3 separate regions of the Homo sapiens genome follow, and regions 1 and 2 are each linked to region 3. The links are chromatin loops, found by intact Hi-C in ENCODE. Cell type or tissue: B cell. All regions are shown on one strand. Region 1 has its middle 96 kb from the start of C1GALT1C1. Region 2 has its middle 30 kb from the start of LAMP2. Region 3 holds the start of C1GALT1C1 (C1GALT1 specific chaperone 1).

The links. A loop is a pair of places that touch in the nucleus more often than their neighbours do. Peaks named below come from ENCODE experiments on the same cell type or tissue, not always from the same donor. Only the 100,000 strongest peaks of a DNase experiment are listed, where the experiment ranks them.
Region 1: a loop joins it to region 3, with 2.2 times the contacts of the local background. A loop is called at or near these places in 3 of 110 quality-filtered maps.
Region 2: it touches region 3 in a loop (2.5-fold over the local background); 6 of 110 quality-filtered maps call a loop at or near these places.

What each region holds. Positions count from the first base shown.
Region 1 is chrX:120,721,639-120,729,638 of GRCh38, reverse strand. No RefSeq gene overlaps it. Among named protein-coding and RNA genes, the nearest start is that of C1GALT1C1, 96 kb to the right of the region's middle. In B cell, no CTCF peak of the experiment used is centred here; a DNase peak (open chromatin) is centred at 3,138; H3K27ac peaks cover 859 bases.
Region 2 is chrX:120,495,062-120,503,061 of GRCh38, reverse strand. It overlaps the pseudogene RNU7-68P. Among named protein-coding and RNA genes, the nearest start is that of LAMP2, 30 kb to the right of the region's middle. In B cell, a CTCF peak has its summit at 4,843; a DNase peak (open chromatin) is centred at 4,831.
Region 3 is chrX:120,625,791-120,633,790 of GRCh38, reverse strand. C1GALT1C1 (C1GALT1 specific chaperone 1) reads left to right here and starts at 3,737. Exons shown (of 2, transcript NM_001011551.3): 1 at 3,737-3,874; 2 at 6,620-8,000. The coding sequence starts at 6,625. The coding sequence ends at 7,581. RefSeq lists a silencer at 3,500-3,769 and an enhancer at 3,429-4,356. In B cell, no CTCF peak of the experiment used is centred here; a DNase peak (open chromatin) is centred at 3,660; H3K4me3 peaks cover 1,520 bases; H3K27ac peaks cover 2,516 bases.

The DNA.
Region 1 (8,000 bases), 96 kb before region 3:
AGCATTTTAAAGTGTTTTTAAAGCTTGACTTTTTAAAATTTAATAGAAATAGGAAGGAAAGAAATCAACTCAACATGGAAGCTGATCTGTGATCAAGCTGTGTGTCACCAAGGTAAACCTATATACCTTGGTGAATTATTGCCCCTAAATATCATCTCTTTCCTTAATATAAAATCATTATTAAGTACATTATTTCAAATAATACTTTAATGTGATGGTGAAATGAAAAATATGATGGAGATTCATTTTAGTTTACCTCAAGGATGGTCTGTGTCAGCAGGGTGCCCTTTTTTTCCCCGAGACAGAGAGACAGAGTCGTGCTCTTCCACCCAGGCTGGAGTGCAGTGGCACAATCATGGTTCACTGCAGCCTCAAACTTCTGGGTTCAAGTGATCTTCCTGCCTCAGCCTCCCAAGTAGCTGGGACTACAGGTGTGCACTACCACACTCGACTAATTTCTTTGTGTATCTTGTTGAGATGGGGTCTTCTATGTTGCCCAGGCTGGTCTCAAACTCCTGGCCTCAAGCGATCCTCCAACCTTGGCCTCCCAAAGTGTTGGGATTACAGGCATGAGCCACCATGCCCAGCCCAGGATGCCCATTATGTGGCTCTTGAAAATGAACTATGAGGCCGGGTGCAGTGGCTCATGCCTGTAATCCCAGCACTTTGGGAGGCTGAGGCAGGTGGATCACCTGAGGTTGAGAGTTCGAGACCAGCCTGGCCAACATGGTGAGACCCTGTCTCTACTAAAGACACAAAAATTAGCCAGGCATGGTGCCTGTAATCCCAGCTACTCAGGAGGCTGAGACAGGAAAATTGATTGAACCCAGGAGGCAGAGGTTGCAGTGAGCCAAGATCGTGCCACTGCACTCCAGCCTAGGGGACAAAGAAAGACTCCATCTAAAAAAAAAAAAAAAAAAAAAAAAAAAAAAAAAACAACTATGAGAAATGCTGACTGTTCAAAAACTCCCCAGGGCTGTTCACAGGAGTCTGTGAACTTCATCAAAACGTATGCTGATGTGTGTATATCCACATGTTCAGTCATTTTCCTGGAGGAAAAAGTCAGTAGCTTTCACCAGATTCTAAAGCAAGTCCTTGACCAAAAAAGGGTTAAGAAACACTGATGAAGGGATATCGGGCACTATGACCTCTGAGTAGGGATGACTTTATTGTAGAGAGAAAGTGCTTCTGGAACTCTTTAAATCATTCTACGTGGCTGATCATCATCTTCACCAAATTGCACAGTTAGCCTCATTATGTGAATCTAACTAGAATTGATATGATTACAATAAAAGGATTTTTCCTGCTCAAGGTCTAGTTTATAAAGAAATTGAATTTTCCCCTCAAGGCTTCATTTATAATAAAATGACTTTTTTTTCTTTCTCAAGGCCTTGTTTTCAACATCTGGATTACATGATCTGGTTCCAATATTTTCCTCAAAGCTATCTCTCCTAGCCTCAAAGAACTTTTGAGAGTTTGCCAATCAACAGGAAAAACATTTAGATTACAATACATGCTCTTTCCAGACTAGCCCTAGTTCTCTCAGATATTTCTGTACCCTGAACTGGTGCACTTCCAGGAATATGAGGGATTTTGCACCAGCTGTTGATGAAACAATTCCTTCCACCTGTGTCTTGTCCAGTCCCTAAATTACTAACTCAGAAAGGAAGTTGGAAAGTTAAAGAGGCACACTTTCTCTAAGGAGCCTTAATTAGGTTTGGCATTTGAGTTTGTGGTGTTTTTCTTTCCCTATTAACAAAGGACTATTTGTACATCATAAATAGAAGTAGAGGAAGAAAATGATATCTTAAATCATCCACTTAAAAACCAAGACAAAAATGGTACAGGTGGCTTTTTAAAAGAAGGAGGAAAAATCCCCTCCACATAAGCCCTTTTCTTGAATAGGCCTCTAACTAGCCCTGGTGCAGCTGCAAGGATGCATTTAATGATTCTGTGATTTATTGCTCTACAGAGGATATTCTCAGCCATCATCTGCAGAAGAGGCCCTAGCAATATGTAGAATGGGAGACTAAGAACGTATTGGAATGGGCTAAATTTTCCATGTGGTTTCCATTTTCTTTCTTATTGTACATCAAAAGTATTTTTTTTAAGAAAACGATTTTTAGCCATCACAAATATCATAAAAGCACCCTGCCCCTAGGGCAGCTTGCAGCAGGCCTGAGCCAGAAACTGTGACTAGAAAGAGAAGGAGCTCAAAACATCCTCCATCTTGAAAGGCGAAGCTTCCTAAAGCCAGTTCTTCGCACAAAATCCTCTCTGATCTGAAGACCTATGACTTCTATTGGGTGTCCCCAGACTAAGTCACGATTGTAAGGTAGTAAAGAGCAGCTAATATCGACTGAGCACTATGGGACACCAAATGCTTTGGGTCATTTACATGGATTATTTCATTTACTACTCAATTTATTGTCTCCATTTTACAGATGAGGAAACTGAGAGCTGAGAGAAGTTAAGTCACTTTACCCAAGGGCACAAAGCCTATGAATGGAAAGCTAGGATTTGATCCCTGGTTTGTATGATTTCAATAGTAGTGCTTTTAACTACTACATAGTTGTCACCCCTTTCTTTTCTTCTAGGGTCCCTCCCTGACCACAAATATAATATAATGTCAGGAATTCCTTATACTATCCCCTAGCTACCTAGGAACTAAAACTACAGTAACCATCTATGCCTGTCCTCCAGAGTAATGCCCCATTGTACAAAATTTCCCATATTATCTAATATCTCCCCATGGAACTCTGGGTTTCCCATCAAATCTTTCAATAAAATTATGGCTTTAAATAATAAAAATCATTTCAGGTCCTCCTAATACTAATTGATAAATTTTTCTTGTATATATCCACCTACCCACATAAACACGCATCCTCTTATTCTACTAGTTCACCTATATTGAGTACTTACTATGTGCCAGACATCAAGTTAATCACTTCACATGAATCTTCTCATGTGCTTCTCCACAGTAACCCTATGAGGTAGCTGCTATTATTACATCTGTTTTACACATGAGAAAACTGAAGCTCAGAAAAGCTCCAAAGTTCAGAAAAGCTCCAAGCAAGTGGAGGAGTTAGGGTTTGAATTCAGATGTGTTTCACTTGAGAGCCCAAACCCCTAAACCACTACATTCTACTTCCCCTTTTCTTAACAGTGATAAGTCATGTTGATCGTACATACCAGTCATATAATGTGGTCAAAATAGCCCTTTACTTCTGTGGAGTTCCTCCCAAATCCCACAGCCCCAGCATAATTATGAGAAAAACATAATACGAATATCAGTGGAGGAACTTTCTAAAAAATACCTAACCAGTACTCCCCAAAACTGTCAAGGTCATGAAAAAGAAGGAAAAAATTCCAGGTGACATCTATGAAAATGATGGAGTAGGGAACTCCTGTGAAAGTTCTCAGAATCAAAATGGAGTCACTGTGGAAAAAAAAAATGACAAATAGAGCCAGGGAAGACCATGAAGGGAGGATTCTCATGCATAAATGACAGATAACAAGAACTTTCAGAAAAGACTGCAAAAACCACAACCTTGCACAAAGGCCATCACAACCTCACACACACAAAAATACTTCTGCAAGGATATCTGCCCATCAGCTGCCTGTCCAGCCTTGGAGTGATGCCACCCTTGTTACTGATCCTTGTAGCCAAGGATAAGTATCTCCAAACAATTAAGTAATCCTCATTTTTCTTTTAAAAACTTTGTCTTCATCTACCTCCCCAAAAACGCACATAGTTTACTAGGACACATATTAACATTGCAATGCTCTATTCCTGAATACATATCATTTTCTTTTGGAGGGCCTCTCTCTGTTTGTTATTTAGGTTGACATAAATGGTGTGCAGAAGTGGGACCTGAAAAAGATCTCTATCCGAAGGAATTGGTGATTATTGGAACTGGTGTACAGCACTCACTTGAGCCCTTTGAGCTCTCTGCTTCTGCAGCCTAGTTTTTCTGCCCTGATGAGTCTTCTGTCAGGCCAAGCCTCTCTCTTTTTGTAGATGATTTTGACTTTATTCAGGACTTGGTAATAAGGCCACCTTAAAAAGAGACCTTACATTCCTCCTAGGATGATAAAAGACTTTTTGTCTTTCTGGTATAAAGACAATGTCCTTCTGGTTTGAGTACTCTAGTTTCTATAGAAGTTACACCCTGTCTGTGAGACATGTCTTTTTCTGGTGAATTTACTTTTGGTTCTTTCTACACACCCAATTTAATATTTTATTTGATCTCCATGCTTCATTTAAAATTCTTATGAGCACTCTAATTTTGATTTCATTTTGGTTTGGTTTTGCATCTCTATAAATGATTTCTCTGTTTTCCCTTGCTTGTTTCTAAAAATCTTCTGAGAGCAAAAATAAAAAATTGTAAATGGTGGGCACAAGGAGGCTGGTCAAAGGCCACTAGGGTGGCTGGGCATGGTGGCTCATGCCTGTAATCCCAGCAGTTCGAGAGGCCAAAACAGGAGGATCACTTAAAGCCATGAGTTTGAGACCAGACTGGGCAATAAACCAAGAGGCCCCCATCTCTCCAAAAAAAAAAAAAAAAAAAACTAGTAAAACTAAAAGTATTTAACAGCCACTAGGGCGATCACCACCATCTAAAACATTAGTCCAAACTCCTGACAGTCTCTAATAGGATTTATAAGATTTTCTTTGCTTTCAAGAGATTAATAAGAAATGGAATGAGATTCTTAAACATTAAGGCATGCCAGGTTTTCTGGGATTCCAGCCAAGTATATTAGAGATTCTAGCGCATATGGTTTGTTTGTTTGTTTGTTTGTTTTTGTTTTTGTTTTGAGATGGAGTCTCACTCTGTCGCCCAGGCTGGAGTGCAGTGGCACAATCTCGGCTCACTGCAACCTCCACTTCCCAGGTTCAAGCGATTCTCCTGCCTCAGCCTCCCAAGTAGCTGGGATTACAGGCGCCTGCCACCATGCCCAGCTGATTTTTTGTATTTTTAGTAGACATGGGGGTTTCACCATGTTGGCCAGGTTGGTTTCAAACTCCTGACCTCAAGTGATTCACCTGCCTCGGCCTCCCAAACTGCTAGGATTATAGGCATGAGCCACCGCGCCCGGCCTAGTGCACATGTTTAAAATAATGGGCAAACTACATCAAGAAAAGTTCAGAGCTCAATGGCCATTATATAAACTGTCTGAGCTTATAAAAAAAAACCTGAAACCAACTATAGAGTTAATACAGAGAGCCTTCTAAGTTCTCTATCTCTCTACTGTTTTTCTGCCTATTTTGAATCTGCTGACTTTTCTACTGGTATTGAGATAAACTCACGACTTGTGGCGTTCCAGCCAAGAAATAAAAGGTCTTAAAAGGCTTTCAAATTAACAGCTTTACAAATTACAACATCTCTATGGCAACCAACAACCTAGACCTAAGAGACATCCCTTTTAACATAAATTTAGGTTTACCTAAATAGCAATAGCTTAGGGTGATGGAACAGTTAATTGAAGAATTAATATTCTATAAGAAATAGAACTAGATAAATGTGTATAAAAGCCTCTCTACTCAAATAGGACAAAATCTTAAGCTCAGAGCAATTATAATATAAGCTATCTTTGTCCAACATAAAAATTGCTTTGTCTGCCATGCAGGGGCCAAAAAAAAAGCCAGAAAAAAAAACTGGAAAAAAAAGCCAGAAAAAAAAGGACGCTTCCCTGCCCACATTAACTTGTCACACAAACCAAACCAACAAACGAAAGATAGATTTGTTAATAAAAATTTAAGGCTACTTGGATATTTGGGTTTCCTTATACAGTTTAGCCAGTTCTAGCTAGAATGTACACATTAAAATTTTAACCTTATATTCATTTGAAACTGAAAAAAAAGGGGGGGGGGACAAAAGGCAAACGGGATTAAAAAAAATCAGGACGCTTTACTCAAAATTTTGGTCCACAGCCTTCATTAGATTACCTATTAGGGCAAATAAAGTTTATTTAGCCTTATGAACAGGTCCCACGTTGTAAGAAGTATAATTTGGATCTAATTACCATTTATAAACTGATGAGTTTTTATTATTATCTCATGGCTAAAATTCCAAAATGAAAGTTATAAGATTCTATGTGAGTGTATATGTATATACGTACACATACTATGTTGCATGTTGTGCCTACATAGTAAAATCTGGTGTAGTCAGCCAGAAATGCCTTAAGAAATTCTATTCAGATTGGTGTAAATACGAATATCATTCAAGGCTACTATGAACACCTTTATGGGCATAAACTAGAAAACCAGAAGAAAGGGATAAATTCCTGGAAATGTACAATCCTCCCAGATTAAGCCAGGAAGAAATAGAAACTGTGAACAGGCCAATAACAAGCAGCGAGATTGAAATAACTAAAAAGCTACCAACAAAAAAAAGTCACGGACCACATGGATTCACAGCTGAATTCCATCAGACATTAAAAGAATTGGTACCAATCCTATTGACACTATTCCAAAAGATAGAGAAAGAGGAAATCCTCCCTAAATCATTCTATGAAGCCAGTGTCACCCTAATACCAAAACCAGGAAAGGACATAACAAAAAAAGAAAACTACAGACCAATATCCCTGGTGAACATAGATGCAAAAATCCTCAAAAAATACTAGCTGTAATTGAATCTAATAGCATATCAAAAAGAGAATACAGCATGATCAAGTGGGTTTCATATCAGGGATGGTGAGATTGTTTAATATATGCAAGTCAATAAATGTGATACATCACATAAAGTTAAAAACAAAAATCATATGATCATTTCAACAGAAGCAGAAAAAGCATTTGACAAAATCCAGCATCCCTTTACGATTAAAACCCTCAGCAAAATCAGCATATAGGGGACATACCTCAATGTAATAAAAGCCACCTATGACAAACCCACAGCCAACATTATACTGAATTGGGAAAAGTTGAAAGCATTGTTCCATTCCTGAGAACTGGATCAAGACAAGGATGCCTACTTTCACCACTTCTGTTCAAAATAGTACTGGAAGTCCTAGCCAGAGCAATTAGACAAGAGAAAGAAATAAAGGGCATCCAAATCAGTAAAAAGGAAGTCAAACTGTCACTGTTTGCCAGTGATACAATCATATACCTAGAAAACCCTAAAGACTCATCCAAAAAGCTCCTAGATCTGATAAATGAATTCGGTAAAGTTTCCTTTACAAAATAAATTTACCCTGCTATATGCTATACACCAAGAGCGACCAAACTGAGAATCAAGTCAACCCCTTTTACAGCAGCTGCAAAAAACAACAACAACAACAACAACAACTTAGGAATATACCTAGCCAAAGAGGTGAAAGATCTCTACAAGGAAAACTACAAAACACTGCTGAAACAAATCATTGATTAACACAAACAAATGGAAACACATCCCATGCTCATGGATGGGAAGAATCAATATTGTGAAAAATCACCATATTGCCAAGAGTAATCTACAAATTCAATGCAATTCCCATCAAAGTACCATCATCATTCTTCACAGAGCTAGTAAAAACAACCCTAAAATTCATATGAAACCAAAAAAGAGCCTGCATAGCCAAAGCAACACTAAGCAAAAAGAACAAATCTGGAGCCATCACATTACGTAACTTCAAGCTATACTACAAGGCAGTAATTACCAAACCAGCATGGTACAGGTATAAAAACAGACATGTAGACCAATGGAACAGAATAGAGAATACAGAAATAAAGTCAAATACTTACAGCCAACTGATCTGCGGCAAAGCATACAAAGACATAAATTGGGGAAAGGACACCCTATTCAATAAATGGTGCTGGGAAAACTGGCAAGACACATGTAGAAGAATGAAACTGGATCCTCATCTCTCACCTTATACAACAATCAACTCAAGATGAATCAAAGACTTAGATCTAAGACCTGAAACCATAAAAATTCTAGAAGGTAACGTCAGTAAAACTCTTCTAGATGTTGGCTTAGGCAAAGAGTTTATGACCAAGAACCCAAAAGCAAATGCAACGG
Region 2 (8,000 bases), 130 kb after region 3:
TTTTCTGGTTTTCCAGAAAACCTCCACATAAAAAGGAAAAAGAAAAAAAGGAAAAAGTAATAAATTAGTATGAATTGAGCATTTTAATGATTCTATTTTATTGCCTTTGTTGGCTTATTAAATATAACTCTCTGTTTTGTTATTTTAGTGGTTGCTTTAGGTTTTATAGTAATACATCTTTAACCTGTTACAGTCCACCTTCTTTTTGTTTGTTTGTTTTGGAAGCAGAGTCTCACTCTGTCACCAAGGCTAGAGTGCAGTGGCACTATCACGGCTCACTGCAACCTCAACCTCCCAGGCTCCAGCGTTCCTCCTGCTGCAGCTTCCTGAGTAACTGGGACCACAGGTGCACACCACCACACCTGGCTAATTTTTGTATTTTTTATAGAGACGGGGTTTCACCATGTTGGCCAGGCTGGTCTTGAATTCCTGGAGTCAAGTGATCCACCCGCCTTAGCCTCCCAAAGTGCTGGGATTACAGGTGTGAGCCACCTCTCCCATCCCAGACCTTTTATATGGCATTAATCCATTCATGAGGCCAAAGCCCTCATGACTTAATCATTTCCCCAAAAACGCCACCTCTTAATACCACCACAGTGGAGATTAAGTTTCACCATGAATTTTGAATGAAGCACATTCAAACCATACCACTATTGTTGCCATGCATTTTTTCTACATGTTATAAACTGCACAATACAATGTTATTATTTTTGTTTTAAGCCAAATATAAAGATTTAAATTATAAGAAAAAAAATCTTGTGCATTTTACCCATGTAGTTACCATATCCAGTGCTCTTCATTCGTTTGTGTAGATCCAGATTTTCATCTGTTATCATGAAGGACATCTTCTAACATTTCTTCTAGTGGGGTATCTGCTGTTCCTTCCCTTATCCCAACAACAGAGCAGGCCAGTCCCTCCCTACCTCAGGCACATACTCCACAGCCACTAAGAAGGACTAATCCCTGGAAAAGCTCCAACCACTAGCCTTTAACCAACCAATGAAGAAATAAAGATATGGTGACCTGGAGAGAGCACTGGACCTAGGGACACAAGAAGTGAGTTCATGTCTATCTCTACTCACTACATAGTGACACCGTGAACATTCCTGGGTTTCACTGTTTTCATCTGAGAAGTGGGGGAATAATTTTCTTAACTTCATTCACGTGATTGTTGTGAGAATGAAATTAGATAACAGAGGAAGGCTGGTGGACTGTAAGGAGCATATTGGATCCTTCCAATTCCAACATAAACACTTCCTAGTTGTGTGACTTTGGGAAAGTTACTTAACTTTTCAGGGCCCTAGTTTCCCAATTTGTAGAATGAGATAGTATCTGTCTCACAGGGATGGATGAATGAAATGAAAAAAATATTTAGAAGTGCCTGACCTAGGTCAGGCACGGTGGCTCACACCTGTAATTCCAGCACTTTGAGAGGCCGAGGCGGTGGATCACCTGAGGCCAGGAGTTCGAGACCAGCCTGGCCAACATGGCGAAACCCTGTCTCTACTAAAAATACAAAAATTAGCTGGACATGGTGGCGCTTGCCTGTAATCTCAGCTACTCGGGAGGCTGAGGCAAGAGAATGGTTTGAACCCAAAGGCGGAGGTTGCAGTGAGCCAAGATCATGCCACTGCACTGCAGCTTGGGTGACAGAGAGAAACTTCGTCTCAAAACTAAATAAATAAAATAAAATAAAATAAAAGTGCCTGACCTGTAATAGGCATTCAGGAGATGGTAATACATTGCAAAATCTAGATAATACCTTCTAAAATCCTATAGAAATGGGGTAAGGGGATACACAATAGGAGGAATTTTCTGTGTTGTTTTTTGTTTTATTTTTTAGATGTGACCCTCCTTCATAAACATTGATTATTTTAGCTCTTTGCCATAACATCTTTAAATTCAAGATGTCACAATAATAGATTTTGGAGAAACTCAGGGCCATCCTGTGTCATACAGGATTAAAAAAATACTTTTGGAAAGTGGACAGAGACCTCTAACTCCACCTTGACCAGCCAAAAATAAGTGCTCTGGAAATTAGCCTAAGACACGCATTTCCCCAGTCAAAATATATGGTTCTTATAGATGTTTTTGACCTTCGTTGATGCAGCTTTCTTCACACGCTGCATGATTTAGTGTTTGTCCATTAGAACGTTTACTACTCTTAACTGTTCATATGTATTTTGTACAATCCTGCTAATTTTCATATTTATTTATTTCTAATTTCATTTATTTCTTTTTTCCTTTTTTTTTTTTTTTTTCCTGAGAGACAGGGTCACTTTGTCACCCAGGCTGGAGTGCAGTGTCGTAAACATGACTCACTGCAGCCTCAACCTCTTGGGCTCAAGTGATCCTCCCACCTCAGCCTCTCAAGTAGCTGGGACAACAGGCGTATGCCATCATGCCCAGCTAATTTTTTTTTTTTTTTTTTTGAGACAGAGTCTCTCTCTGTCTCCCAGGCTGGAGTGTAGTGGCACGATCTCGGCTCACTGCAACCTCCACCTCCTGGTTTCAAGCGATTCTCCTGCCTCAGCCTCCCGAGTAGCTGGGACTACAGGCATGTGCCACCATGACCGGCTAATTTTTGTATTTTTAGTGGAGATGTGGTTTCATTATGTTGGCCAGGCTGGTCTCGAACTCCTGACCTCGTGATCCACCCACCTCGGCCTCCCAAAGTGCTGGGATTATAGCCGTGAGCCACCGCCCGGCCCATGCCCGGCTAATTTTAAAAAAAATGTTTCGTAGAGATGGGGTCTCATTATGTTGCTCAGGCTGGTCTCAAACTCCTGGGTTTAAGCAATCCTCCCACCTCGGCTTCCCAACCTGCTGGGATTACAGGCCTGAGCCTTTGCACCCGGCTCTAATTTCATTTATATTGTAACCCTATGTCACTTCTTACTGGGACTTTCAACACTCTTTATATGTATCAGATATATAATATGTTAATAACGTTCATTAAACTACTCAAACATAAGCAAAATCACAGCAAACATGCCTGATGAACCACCAATGCCAGAGACCAAAATGGCAGCCAATAACCATCTGCTGGTGGCAGAGTTGATGACATTTGCTCTTCACATGTGGTTCTCTAAGAAATGTTTTAAGCAGAGGAGTCTCTGTGTATAGAGAACTTACTACGTGGCAGGCATTGTGCCAGGATTGGGAAATGCAGTGGGGAGCAAGCCAAATCTACTCTCTGCTCTCCCCAAATTCCCAGTCTAACAGAGGACACAGATCAGGAAGTGGACAGTTGCCATACAGTGTGGTGAGATGATGGGGAGCCGAACACCCACAAAGAAAGGTCACCTAATCCAGGCTTGGAGAACAGAGAAGACTTCCTGAAGGAAGTGATGTCTAAGCTGAGCCAGTAGGACGGGTAACATTGAGTCAGGCAAAGATGGAGGGAAGTGGGTCCTAGGCAGGGAACATGGTCTTTTCAGAGAGCTGAGTGATGAGGAAGGCTGGAGAGGTAAGTGGAAACCAGGCCACACAGGGCTTTATAAGCCATGGGAAAGAAGCAGGGAGTAGTTGGGTCCTCTGGAAGAAGACCTTGAAGTCTCAGCTGTCTCTTTCACTTAGCACTGTGAACTTGGACAAGTTACATATGCCTTTAAGCTTCAGTTTCCTCATGTGTGAAATGAGGACAAGGCTGGTCACGGTGGCTCACACCTATAATCCCAGCACTTTGGGAGGCTTAGATGGGAAGATTACTTGAGGCCAGGGGTTCCAGACCAGGCTGGGCAACATAGCAAGACCCCCACCTCTAAAATTTCCCTTTTTAAATTAGCCAGGCATAGCGGCACATGCCTCTAGTCCTAGCTACTCAGGAGGCTGAGGCAAGAGGATTGCTTGAGCTCAGGAGTTCGAGATTGTCTGGGCGACAAAGACCCTGTTGAAAAAAAACCAGAAAAATGAGGACGATATTCTAATAATAACTACCTCATAAGCTTAAGCTTAAGTGTTAAAAGTGGACATAAGTTACCAAATACATAATATGTGCTCAATAAGTATCAGGAATTTCTGTTCTCTTATTTTTTAGAGATGGGGTCCTTAGCAATTATTTCTATATTATTTCCTCTAAATACGAAGTTGACATTTTGGCTGTTGGAGACTTGGTGGTTTCATAGATTTGTACAGGTTATATGTATGTGTGCATATATTATATAATTATAATATAAATTAATTACATAATTATTTAATTATAATTATTTATAATATGCAATTATATATATAATTGCATGTTGGCTTTTTATCATTCCTATGCATTAAAAACTTTTTTTGCATTTACATGTTTTTGTTTATAATCTTCGTCTTTTGCTTGTTTGTTTTTGTGACAGTCTTGCTCTGTCGCCCAGGCTGGAGTGCAGTGGCGTGATCTCGGCTTACTGCAACCTCTGTCTTCTGGGTTCAAGCGATTCTCCTACCTCAACCTCCCAAGTAGCTGGAATTACAGGCGTGCGCCACCACGCCTGGCTAATTTTTGTATTTTCGGTAGAGATGGTGTTTTGCTATGTTGCCCAGGCTGATCTAGAAATCCTAGCTTCAAGCGATCTGCCCGCCTCGGCCTCCTAAAGTGCTGGGATTACGGACCTGAGCCACGGCGCCTGGCTTATAATCTTAGTTTTGTTGATTACGAAATTGTTTTATATATTGATATAGTGCTATTCTGTCTCCCTTTCTTTTCTAACTTCTCGTCCATGGCTTTATATCTTAAACATTATTATACTTCCTCCAGAGACAGTGTTTTCTCTCTTCCTCCGTCTCCTTGAAACTTGTTGGTTTTGTGCCTTCCTGCTTAGGGACTCTAAATTGGTACCGCTTAGGAAAGAGCGCCCTCTGGCATTCATCCGGTGTCAGTTCAAGAGACCATTTTCCATTACTGCGGTCTGTGGTCCCTGCCTGCTGGCTATGAGCGGAAACCTTCAGTCCCGGAGAGCGTGGAGGTTGTTAAAACTGTAGGTTTCACAATTTAAAAAAAAACCCGGCCGGGCGCGGTGGCTCACGCCTGTAATCCCAGCACTTTGGGAGACCGAGGTGGGGGATCACCTGAGGTTAGCAGTTCGAGACCAGCCTGGGCAACATGGTGAAACCCCACCTCTACTAAAAATACAAAAATTAGCCGGGCGTGGTAGTGCATGCCTGTAATCCCAGCTAATCAGGAGACTGAGGCAGGAGAATCGCTTGAACCCGGGAGGCGGAGGTTGCAGTGAGCCGAGATCACGCCACTGCACTCCGGCCTGGGTGACAGAGCCAGACTCCACTCAAAAAAAAAAAAAAAAAAAAAAAAAACCCTCTGGCTGTTATAAAATGTCCTTGTCCTTGAAATGTCGAAGGTATCACACACCTACTTATCAATATAAAGCCCACATTAATGTATCCATGCACAAAGATTATTACATACAAAGAGACTTCCCTAAAAGAAAAAGCACAAGGATTTGGAGCCCTGGCATCTAGGTCTACATATCCACTATTACTGTGTGGCCTTGGGAAAGTCTTTCTCTCAGTTGATCCTCTCATTTTTAAAATGAAAATGTTATATTAGATCGATATTTTGCAAAATGTTTTGTAGAATACTCTCTATTATGTTGAAGGCATCACACGCATACAAAAGAGAGAGGGGAGGAGAGGCTACATTATCAAATAAATTTGGAAACTGAGGGGTAAGCAAAATAAAAGTGTTTATTGCAGGACTTTGGAGAGATTTTATAGTGCTAAATACGTATTATGAATTTACAACACATGTCTACAGTTTCCCAACACCAGTTGACAACAGAATCTTTTGCTGACAGAGCACCTTGCAGGATTCTGTAATAATGCAGTATCCTTGCAATGTTGTAGTATTCTTGCAGGATTCTGAGAAAAAATAATTTTGAAAATGCTGGTCTAAGTCTGGCCAACATGGCAAAACCCCGTCTCTACTAAAAAGACAAAAATTAGCCAAGTGTGGTGGTGCACACCTGTAATCCCAGCTACTCAGGAGGCTGAGGCAGGAGAATTGCTTGAACCTGGGAGGCGGAGGTTGCAGTGAGCTGAGATTGTGCCACTGCACTCCAGCCTGGGTGACAGAGCAAGACTCTGTCTCAAAAAAAAAAAAAAGAAGAAAAAAATAAAAAAGACAAGACAAGCCAATGCTGGTCTATGCCACCATTTAATTTGGCAAATCTTCCTGATCACTGGATCCCTTTGCTAGATAAAGACAAGGCCAGGCAACTAATGTGCTGTTAGGACGCCAAGTTAATGGTAAGGAAAATCTAACAATAATCATGAATATAGCCTCTTAATCATAATAACAACAGCAATGATAATAGTTCATGTTTACTGGGAGCGCAACATTCCAAGGCACTGTACCAAGTGACTTATAAACATTATTTCATTTCATCCTTGCAACAAACCACTGAGAGAATTTATATTATTATCATCACCATTTTAAAGATGAGGAAACTTGAGGCCAAGGCAGGCCAATCGCCTGAGGTCAGGAGTTGGAAACCAGCCTGGCCAGCATGGTGAAACCCCGTCTCTACTAAAAATACAAAAATTATGACCGGGTGCAGTGGCTCACTCCTTCAATCCTAGCGCTTTGGGAGGCCGAGACAGGCAGATCACTGGAGGTTAGGAGTTCAAAACCAGCCTGGCCAACATGGTGAAACCCCGTGTCTACTAAAAATACAAAAAAAAAAAAAAAATTAGCTGGGTGTGGTGGCACACACCTGTAATTCCAGCTATTTGGGAGGCTGAGGCAGGATAATTGCTTGAACCCAGGAGGTAGAGGTTGCAGTGAGCTGAGATCACACCACTGCACTCCAGCCTGGGCAACAGAGCGAGACTCCGTCTCAAAAAAAAAAAAAAAAAAAAAAACACCAAAGATGAGGAAACTTAGTATGAGAGTGATTGAATAGCTTAAAGTCACAAAACTACTAAGTGTTAGAACTGGGATTAAAATCCAGGCTGTCTGCTGCAAAAGCTAATATGGTAAGTATGCTATAGTTAAGGTGACCACATAACTTCTTGTCCAAGTTGATGCACTTTTGAGTGGAGAGCTCTGAAACCAACTATATAACTTTTCTGAAATATTTATTTTGTACCAAAAATTGATTTTATTATATTAGTGTGCAAAAACCGTTGTCAAAAGTAAAATGCTTTATTTAAAAAACAAAGATAACATTCATCTGTGTATATTAAAGCAAAATGTTATTTATATTGATTATCTGAAAATTTTCAAATAGCCGGAGTAATTATTATTGGTACATGTTCACATAGTCTAATCAGTTTCTTAGTCCTGTCTTATAATGGATCACTGGTATTTTTGTGAAGAAGGTATTGTTTCAATATGATTTTGTTATTTTTATTTTATTGTATTTTTTGGAAACAGAGTCTTGCTCTGTCACCCAGACTAAAGTGCAGTGGTGCGATCTCCGCTCACAACAACCTCCGCCTCTCCTGTTTGAGCAGTTCTCCTTCCTCAGCCTTCCGAGTAGCTGGGATTACAGGCGCACGCCACCACACCTGGCTAATTTTTGTATTTTTAATAAAGACAGGGTTTCACCATATTAGCTAGGCTGGTCTCAAACTCCTGGCCTCAAGTGATCCGCCTGTCTCCACCTCCTAAAGTGCTGGGATTACAGGTATAAGCTACCATGCTCGGCTGATTTTGATAGTTTTAAACTTTAAAATAAAATGGTCCGCAATCATTTTTAAACTTGCATTTTAGGCTGGGTGAGGTGGCTCATGCCTGTAATCCCAAAACTTTGGGAGGCCCAGGAGGGCTGATCACCTGAGCCCAGGAGTTTGAGACCAGCCTGAGCAACATAGTGAAAACTTGTCTTTATAAAAGAGAAAAATTTGCATTTTATGGCTAAGAAATTTGAAATTGTTCATACCTTCAATTATCTCATATCTGTAAACCATACTATTTTTAATTTAGAAAATACTATGTCTGCAGGTGCTGAGATAGTATTGAGGTGAGTACCCTGCACCTCAAGTTCAATAAATGGTATACATCT
Region 3 (8,000 bases):
GCGATTCTCCTGCCTCAGCCTTCCAAGTAGCTGGGATTACAGGCGTGCGCCACCACGCCTGGCTAATTTTTTGTATTTTTAGTAGAGACGGGGTTTCACCGTGTTAGCCAGGATGGTCTCGATCTCCTGACCTCAGGTGATCCGCCTGCCTCGGCCTCCCAAAGTGCTGGGATTACAGGTGTGAGCCACCATGCCTGGTCTCTTGTGTCATTTTTTAAATAATATTTTTTAAAATTACCAACCACTATAAGAAGCGCTGCTCTTATATTATTAATACTTCCAGTTTGGTATACAGTACTTTTCTATACTAAAAGAAGAATCATTTTATTTTTTTCCAGCTTTATTGAGGTATGTTTGACAAATAAATGTATACAATTAAAGTGCACAATGTGATGATTTGCTATATGTATACACTGTGAAATGATTACCACAATCAAGCTAATGAACATATTCATCATCTCAAATAGGTGCCCTTATTTTCTAGGAGAAACATTTTATATTGCCTCTTCATCACAGTCTGAATTCTGAGTGTCATTTCTGTCCTTCCTGGTCCCTTTTTGCGAGGACAGAGTGGTTCTCTGCATTCTTTAAAAGATATTTTTATTGGTATCTTTTCTTTTTTTTCTTTTTGTCCCTGTAATTTTAAGGTCCTTTTATTTGCTGGTCTTCAAATTCAAAATAGGTGCTTGTTTATAACCAGTGAAACAATGCAATACAAGGATGTATAAAGACAAAGCTAATCATCCCCACCTCAACCTCCTGATGTAATCAATATTAAGAGCTTGCTGAGTATTCTTCCATAACTCTCTTTGTTCATACGAACAGATCAAACCTATGTGCACGTTTGTTTCCACCAAAACATAATCATATAATATGCAGTATTCTGCAATTTGTTTCACTTAACTATATAGGTATATATACATACATACATATATATTTTATATAATATGTGAAATAGACTATATTACTTAACAAAATATAATGAAAATATTCCACGGTCTTAAATTCTTTTCCAGTTCTAAAATTCATTTTTTCTTTTCCAGCGGGCCCACTGTCAGAAATAAAATTCATTTTGGTATTCCTTTAGAAAACATACCACCATTATAATTATTTGTAATAAATTGTTTAATGTCTTTCTTCCCCACTTGACTGACAGCTCCATGAAGTCAGGGTACTTATTTTGCTCACCACTGTATCTCCAGATTTTAAGATAGTGTTGCCAGGATAGTAACTACCTACAATATATTTGTTCATTGTTTCAGAGTTCCCTGAAACCTTCAGTCTACTTAAACTAGGTCACTGACAACACTCAAATACATGTGTGTCTTTAGGAACTCAGGCCCGAGTAAGTCACCACTCAATTTTATCTTAATGGAACCTAGTAACAATACACTTTAAATAATTGTAAAAATTTGGGCTTTTTAGCAAAAAGCCTTCTGCCACAAAAATGAATTTTTTTTTTTTTTTTGAGATGGAGTCTTGCTCACTCTCCCAGGCTGGAGTGCAGTGGCACGATCTCGGCTCACTGCAACCTCCACCTCCCAGGTTCAAGCAATTCTTCTGCCTCAGCCTCCCGAGTAGCTGGGATTACAAGCATGAGCCACCACGCCCGACTAATTTTTATTTTATTTTATTTTATTTTATTTTATTTTATTTTATTTTTTTTTTTTGAGATGGAGTCTCGTTCTGTCGCCCAGGCTGGAGTGCAGTGGCGCTATCTGGGCTCACTGCAGGCTCTGCCCCGGGGTTCACGCCATTCTCCTGCCTCAGCCTCCCGAGTAGCTGGGACTACAGGCGCCCGCCACCTCGCCCGGCTAATTTTTTGTATTTTTAGTAGAGACGGGGTTTCACTGTGTTAGCCAGGATGGTCTCGATCTCCTGACCTCGTGATCCGCCCGCCTCGGAGTCTCGCTCTTTCGCCCAGGCCAGACTGCAGTGGCGCTATCTCGGCTCACTGCAAGCTCCGCCTCCCGGGTTCACGGCATTCTCCTGCCTCAGCCTCCCGAGTAGCTGGGACTACAGGCGCATGCCACCGCGCCCGGCTAATTTTTTGTATTTTTAGTAGAGACAGGGTTTCACCGTGTTAGCCAGGATGGTCTTGATCTCCTGACCTCAGGTGATCCACCTGCCTCGGCCTCCCACAGTTTTGGGATTACAGGCGTGAGCCACTGCGCCTGGCCAAAAATGAATTTTAAAAGACAGATCGGTGGCTCACACCTGTAATCCCAGCACTGTGGAAGGCCGAGGCGGGTGGAACACCTGAGGTCAGGAGTTCGAGACCAGCCTGGCCAACACGGCGAAACCCCGTCTCTACTAAAAAAAAAAATAATAATAACCAGACGTGGTGGCGCACACCTGTAATCCTAGCCACTAGGGAGGCTGAGGCAGGAGAATCACTTGAACCCGGGAGGCAGAGGCTGCAGTGAACCGAGATCCCGCCATTGCACTCCAGCCTGGGCAAAAAGAACGAAACTCGGTCTCAAAAAAAAAAAAAAAAAAAAGAGACACATCAAATATTTCGTGGAAAGAGAGCTCTGCACTCTTAATTAGAAGACCTGGGGGCCGTGCGCAGTGGCTCAAGCCTGTAATCCCAGCACTTTGGGAGGCCGAGGCGGGTGGATCACCTGAGGTCAGGAATTCAAGACCAGCCTGGCCAACCCCGTCTCTACTAATAATACAAAAATTAGCCGGGCGTGGTGGCGGGCGTCTGTAATCCCAGCTGCTAGGGAGGCTGAGGTAGAAGAATCGCTTGAACCCGGGAGGCAGAGGTTGCAGTGAGCCGAGATCGTGCCATTGCACTCCAGCCTGGGCAACAAGAGTGAAACTCCGTCTCAAAAAAAAAAAAAAAAGAGACCTGGATTCCAGTCCCACCTCTGCCATTAACTTGCTGTGTGGACTTTTGAAATTTCCTTATCCTTTTTAGGCCTGGTTCCTCAGCTGTAGTTCTAATATTCATTAATTCCACTAATATTTACTGTCCACTGCGTGCTGGCACTGTGGTTAAGTACTAGAAATACTGGGGTGAATAATAACAGCCAGTACTTTTTAGTAAATGCTTACTCTAGGCTTGAAATTTTGCTAAGGGAGTCATATGCACTATCTCATCTAATTTTCTATGAAATAGGCACTACTGTGACATTTTCTGTACTTTACAAATGAGGGAACTGAGGCACAGCGAGGTGAAATAACTTTCCTGGGATATCAAAAGGTGTGGTGAAGACAGGATTGGATTCCAGGCAGTGGGGCTTCAGATCTCATTCCAGTAATAATAGGAAACCGTTGGTGTCATAATTACGTGACTATTTCAGTGGCTTGCGTTTTGGTCTCAGCCCAGGAGTACTGGGGGGGTGGGCAATATGAGGGTTCAAGGACGCAGGGGTACATCAGAGAAACCATCAAGAGGTCTGATAAAAAGCGACACCGGGAGCAAGAATCTCTCGCTCTCGCAATTTCCATGCCAGGAAGGTGAAATGGGAGGTGTCAGCGAGTCGTACGCACGGCCTCTTCTCTGGACGCCCGTTGGGTAAAGGAGAGCGTCCGGGTCACGCAGGCCTATAGCAAGTCTCTGAACTCGGCAGGGGGCGGGGAGAAAGGGCACGCAGTGTGCGCGCAGCGGGCGCGCCGGCCCTTCCGACGCCTGCGCGGGCGGGCAAACGGACGGCTCCGCCCAGCCGCCGGCTCCTTTACCCCGCCCCACTACCCCCGCCTTCGCGGCGCTCGTTTCCTGGCGCTCCCCACCTTTAGCGAGACCAACGAGAGAACACCGCCTGCAGCTAGAACAGCCTGGTCAGGAGCGTAACGGAGTGGTGCGCCAACGTGAGAGGAAACCCGTGCGCGGCTGCGCTTTCCTGTCCCCAAGCCGTTCTAGACGCGGGTGAGTGGCGGGGCCTCGACCCCCACCCCAAGCGCACCCTGACTCCCCTCCCTCTCTTGGGGGAGGCCTGGGCCCCAGCCCTCTCCCAGCATGCTCCACGCGGGATGCTTGGGCAGGTGCAGCGGGAGGATTGTCAGCACAGGAGACCGAGAGTCTTCTTCCTGGGGGCGCTCTCTTGGTCCCTCAGAGGGATATCGAGGTTACCATGTCCTCCCTCTCACTTCTCTTCCCTATTTCGTCTTCGTTTTCCGTACTTCACCCCAACTACCTTCACCCAAAAAGGTTCATCTAAAAACCATTGGGGTAGTTTCTGTTTCATTTGTGCTCGTGTGCAGTTTTGTTTCCTTCTGCACAAAGTATCCTATCATATGCATCCCTAGTGTTATATTTTTTGCCTCTGTGATGGGGAAAAAATCTCCTTAGAATAATTTTTGCAAATTATTTTATTTAAAATGTGTAGACTTACTGAGTTTTGATCACTATTTTTGCAGCCAGGAGTAGGATCACCATCAGGAAGAATTCTGACACATATGCCATAATTGAGCAAAGAAACATGTGAATTATGTATTGGCCAGAAATAATGAAAACTGCGTGACATGAAATACAAAAATCCTATATAAATTAATCTTAGAGTGCACCTGACAATTCTTTTTCTTTTTTCTTTCTTTCTTTCTTTTTTTTTTTTGAAACAGAGTCTCGCTCTTGTTGCCCAGGCCGGAGTGCTGTGGTGCGATCTTGGCTCACTGCCTGCAACCTCCGCCTCCCGGGTTCAAGCAATTCTCCTGCCTCAGCCTCCTGAGTAGCTGGGATTACAGTCATATGCCACCATGCCCGGCTAATTTTTGTATTTTTAGTCGAGACAGGGTCTCACCATGTTGGCCAGGCTGGTCTTGAACTCCCTACCTCAGGTGATCCACCTGCCTCGGCCTCCCAAAGTGCTGGGATTACAGGCGTGAGCCACCGCACACAGCCGACAATTCTAATATTATGCCGAGCTTGTTTTCTGTCACTTCTCTTCTTGGAACTGTGTTTATTGACCAAGTTCTGTGAGTGACACAGGAAAGTCTTCCTGCCTCTTGCCCCACCCACCGCTCAGAAATTACATCTGCCAAGCTATTCCACACCTTGTCTTTCTGGTAGAAGTCAAAATTCCATTTCCTCTAGCAGAAAACCACAGGAGTGGTTTCCTTGTAGCAATATGGTGCTGTTGGGTGCAAAATATCAGTTATGGTCAACAGATCCCACTTTTTTCCCATTTGTATGAAAACAAGGATATTCAGTAACCCATTTATTAAACTCTAATGTGGTAGAAGCACTATGGCAATTATTCTTCTGTAATGGAAAAAAACCATTAAACTGATATTGAGAAATGTGGTTTCTAGTCCACTTATACCACTGTCTAACTGTGTGACTGAGTCAGTTATTTAACCTCTGTGGACTTCCATTTCCTCTCTGTAAAATGAGAGAAGTGACTGACATTGGGTAGTTTTCTAAGGCTCCTTTCAACCATAAGAGAAAACTGGGAAGTCTAAGTAGCTCAATAGATTGCTTTTTTCTGAAGATGGAGGGAAGATTGGAAAATTCAGCCTTTACTAGAATAAATGGTTAACATACAATTTTTTTCAACAAGTTTATTTAATGTCAGCTTTTAATTTCTTTTATTTATTTATTTTTTCTGAGACAGAGTCTCACTCTGATGCCCTGGCTGGAGTGCCGTGGTGAGATCACAGCTCACTACAGCCTCCGCTTCCCAAGTTCAAGAGACTCTTGTGCCTCAGCCTCCCGAGTAGCTGGGATTACAGGCACCCACCACCACGTCTGGCTAATTTTTTGGATTTTGGGTAGAGACAAGGTTTCACCATGTTGCCCAGGCTGGTCTCGAACTCCTGAACTCAAGGGATCCACCCACCTCAGCCTCCCAAAGTGCTGAGATAACAGCCATGAGCCACTGCACCTGCCTCTTAATTTCTAATTGAAATAAAAGTGTAAATTTTTCCATTTTTACTTCCCCAAAGAAGAAGAAAATTCCTTTTGAGGAAATGAAAATGTTTATTAATGGGCCCCAGATATATCTATCAATATTCCTTTTTGATCCAAAAGATGTAACTTTTTATTATGGGCTTCTATTACATCAATAGTTGGGATACTGTATTGGAAACCATTTAGTTTTAGGAACAAAAGGGTAAATATTAACCTATATGGTGTTATTCTCAAGAAACTTGGTTTAGATTTACTCAAAACACTTAAGGACAGCAGCCATCAGTTAAAGAAAGCACTATGTTGAGAACAGAAATGTCAGCACAATACCATTGGTGATTTGCCATTTATAGGTGGTTTTATCTGTTCAACCCAAGGTTTTGGTGTAAAAGTTCACTATATTTTTAGAGGTATTTAAATAATGCAAGCTTGTGATGTGAAATTCTTTAAAGAGAATGGTGGATGGATAACCTCTGTAACACTGGTTTCAAGGGTTTATTAAATCCCCATAGATGAAGTGCAAAACAAACTTCTCCATAGAGGAGTTGTTGCAAAGTTCCAGTTTATACCAAACAGTAATCAGATTCCATTGGAAGCTAAAGATTTTGAGAGCCTTTTGTACTATATGCAACTAACTTGATTTCAAGCTTGGGAACCTTTTAAAAAAAACATTAAAAGCAAAATGTAAGTATATAAGGAATACCAAATCAAATTTATAGACTAATCTTTTTCTATTAAGTATTTTAAGAGTCTTTTTCTTCTTTATAGGAAAAATGCTTTCTGAAAGCAGCTCCTTTTTGAAGGGTGTGATGCTTGGAAGCATTTTCTGTGCTTTGATCACTATGCTAGGACACATTAGGATTGGTCATGGAAATAGAATGCACCACCATGAGCATCATCACCTACAAGCTCCTAACAAAGAAGATATCTTGAAAATTTCAGAGGATGAGCGCATGGAGCTCAGTAAGAGCTTTCGAGTATACTGTATTATCCTTGTAAAACCCAAAGATGTGAGTCTTTGGGCTGCAGTAAAGGAGACTTGGACCAAACACTGTGACAAAGCAGAGTTCTTCAGTTCTGAAAATGTTAAAGTGTTTGAGTCAATTAATATGGACACAAATGACATGTGGTTAATGATGAGAAAAGCTTACAAATACGCCTTTGATAAGTATAGAGACCAATACAACTGGTTCTTCCTTGCACGCCCCACTACGTTTGCTATCATTGAAAACCTAAAGTATTTTTTGTTAAAAAAGGATCCATCACAGCCTTTCTATCTAGGCCACACTATAAAATCTGGAGACCTTGAATATGTGGGTATGGAAGGAGGAATTGTCTTAAGTGTAGAATCAATGAAAAGACTTAACAGCCTTCTCAATATCCCAGAAAAGTGTCCTGAACAGGGAGGGATGATTTGGAAGATATCTGAAGATAAACAGCTAGCAGTTTGCCTGAAATATGCTGGAGTATTTGCAGAAAATGCAGAAGATGCTGATGGAAAAGATGTATTTAATACCAAATCTGTTGGGCTTTCTATTAAAGAGGCAATGACTTATCACCCCAACCAGGTAGTAGAAGGCTGTTGTTCAGATATGGCTGTTACTTTTAATGGACTGACTCCAAATCAGATGCATGTGATGATGTATGGGGTATACCGCCTTAGGGCATTTGGGCATATTTTCAATGATGCATTGGTTTTCTTACCTCCAAATGGTTCTGACAATGACTGAGAAGTGGTAGAAAAGCGTGAATATGATCTTTGTATAGGACGTGTGTTGTCATTATTTGTAGTAGTAACTACATATCCAATACAGCTGTATGTTTCTTTTTCTTTTCTAATTTGGTGGCACTGGTATAACCACACATTAAAGTCAGTAGTACATTTTTAAATGAGGGTGGTTTTTTTCTTTAAAACACATGAACATTGTAAATGTGTTGGAAAGAAGTGTTTTAAGAATAATAATTTTGCAAATAAACTATTAATAAATATTATATGTGATAAATTCTAAATTATGAACATTAGAAATCTGTGGGGCACATATTTTTGCTGATTGGTTAAAAAATTTTAACAGGTCTTTAGCGTTCTAAGATATGCAAATGATATCTCTAGTTGTGAATTTGTGATTAAAGTAAAACTTTTAGCTGTGTG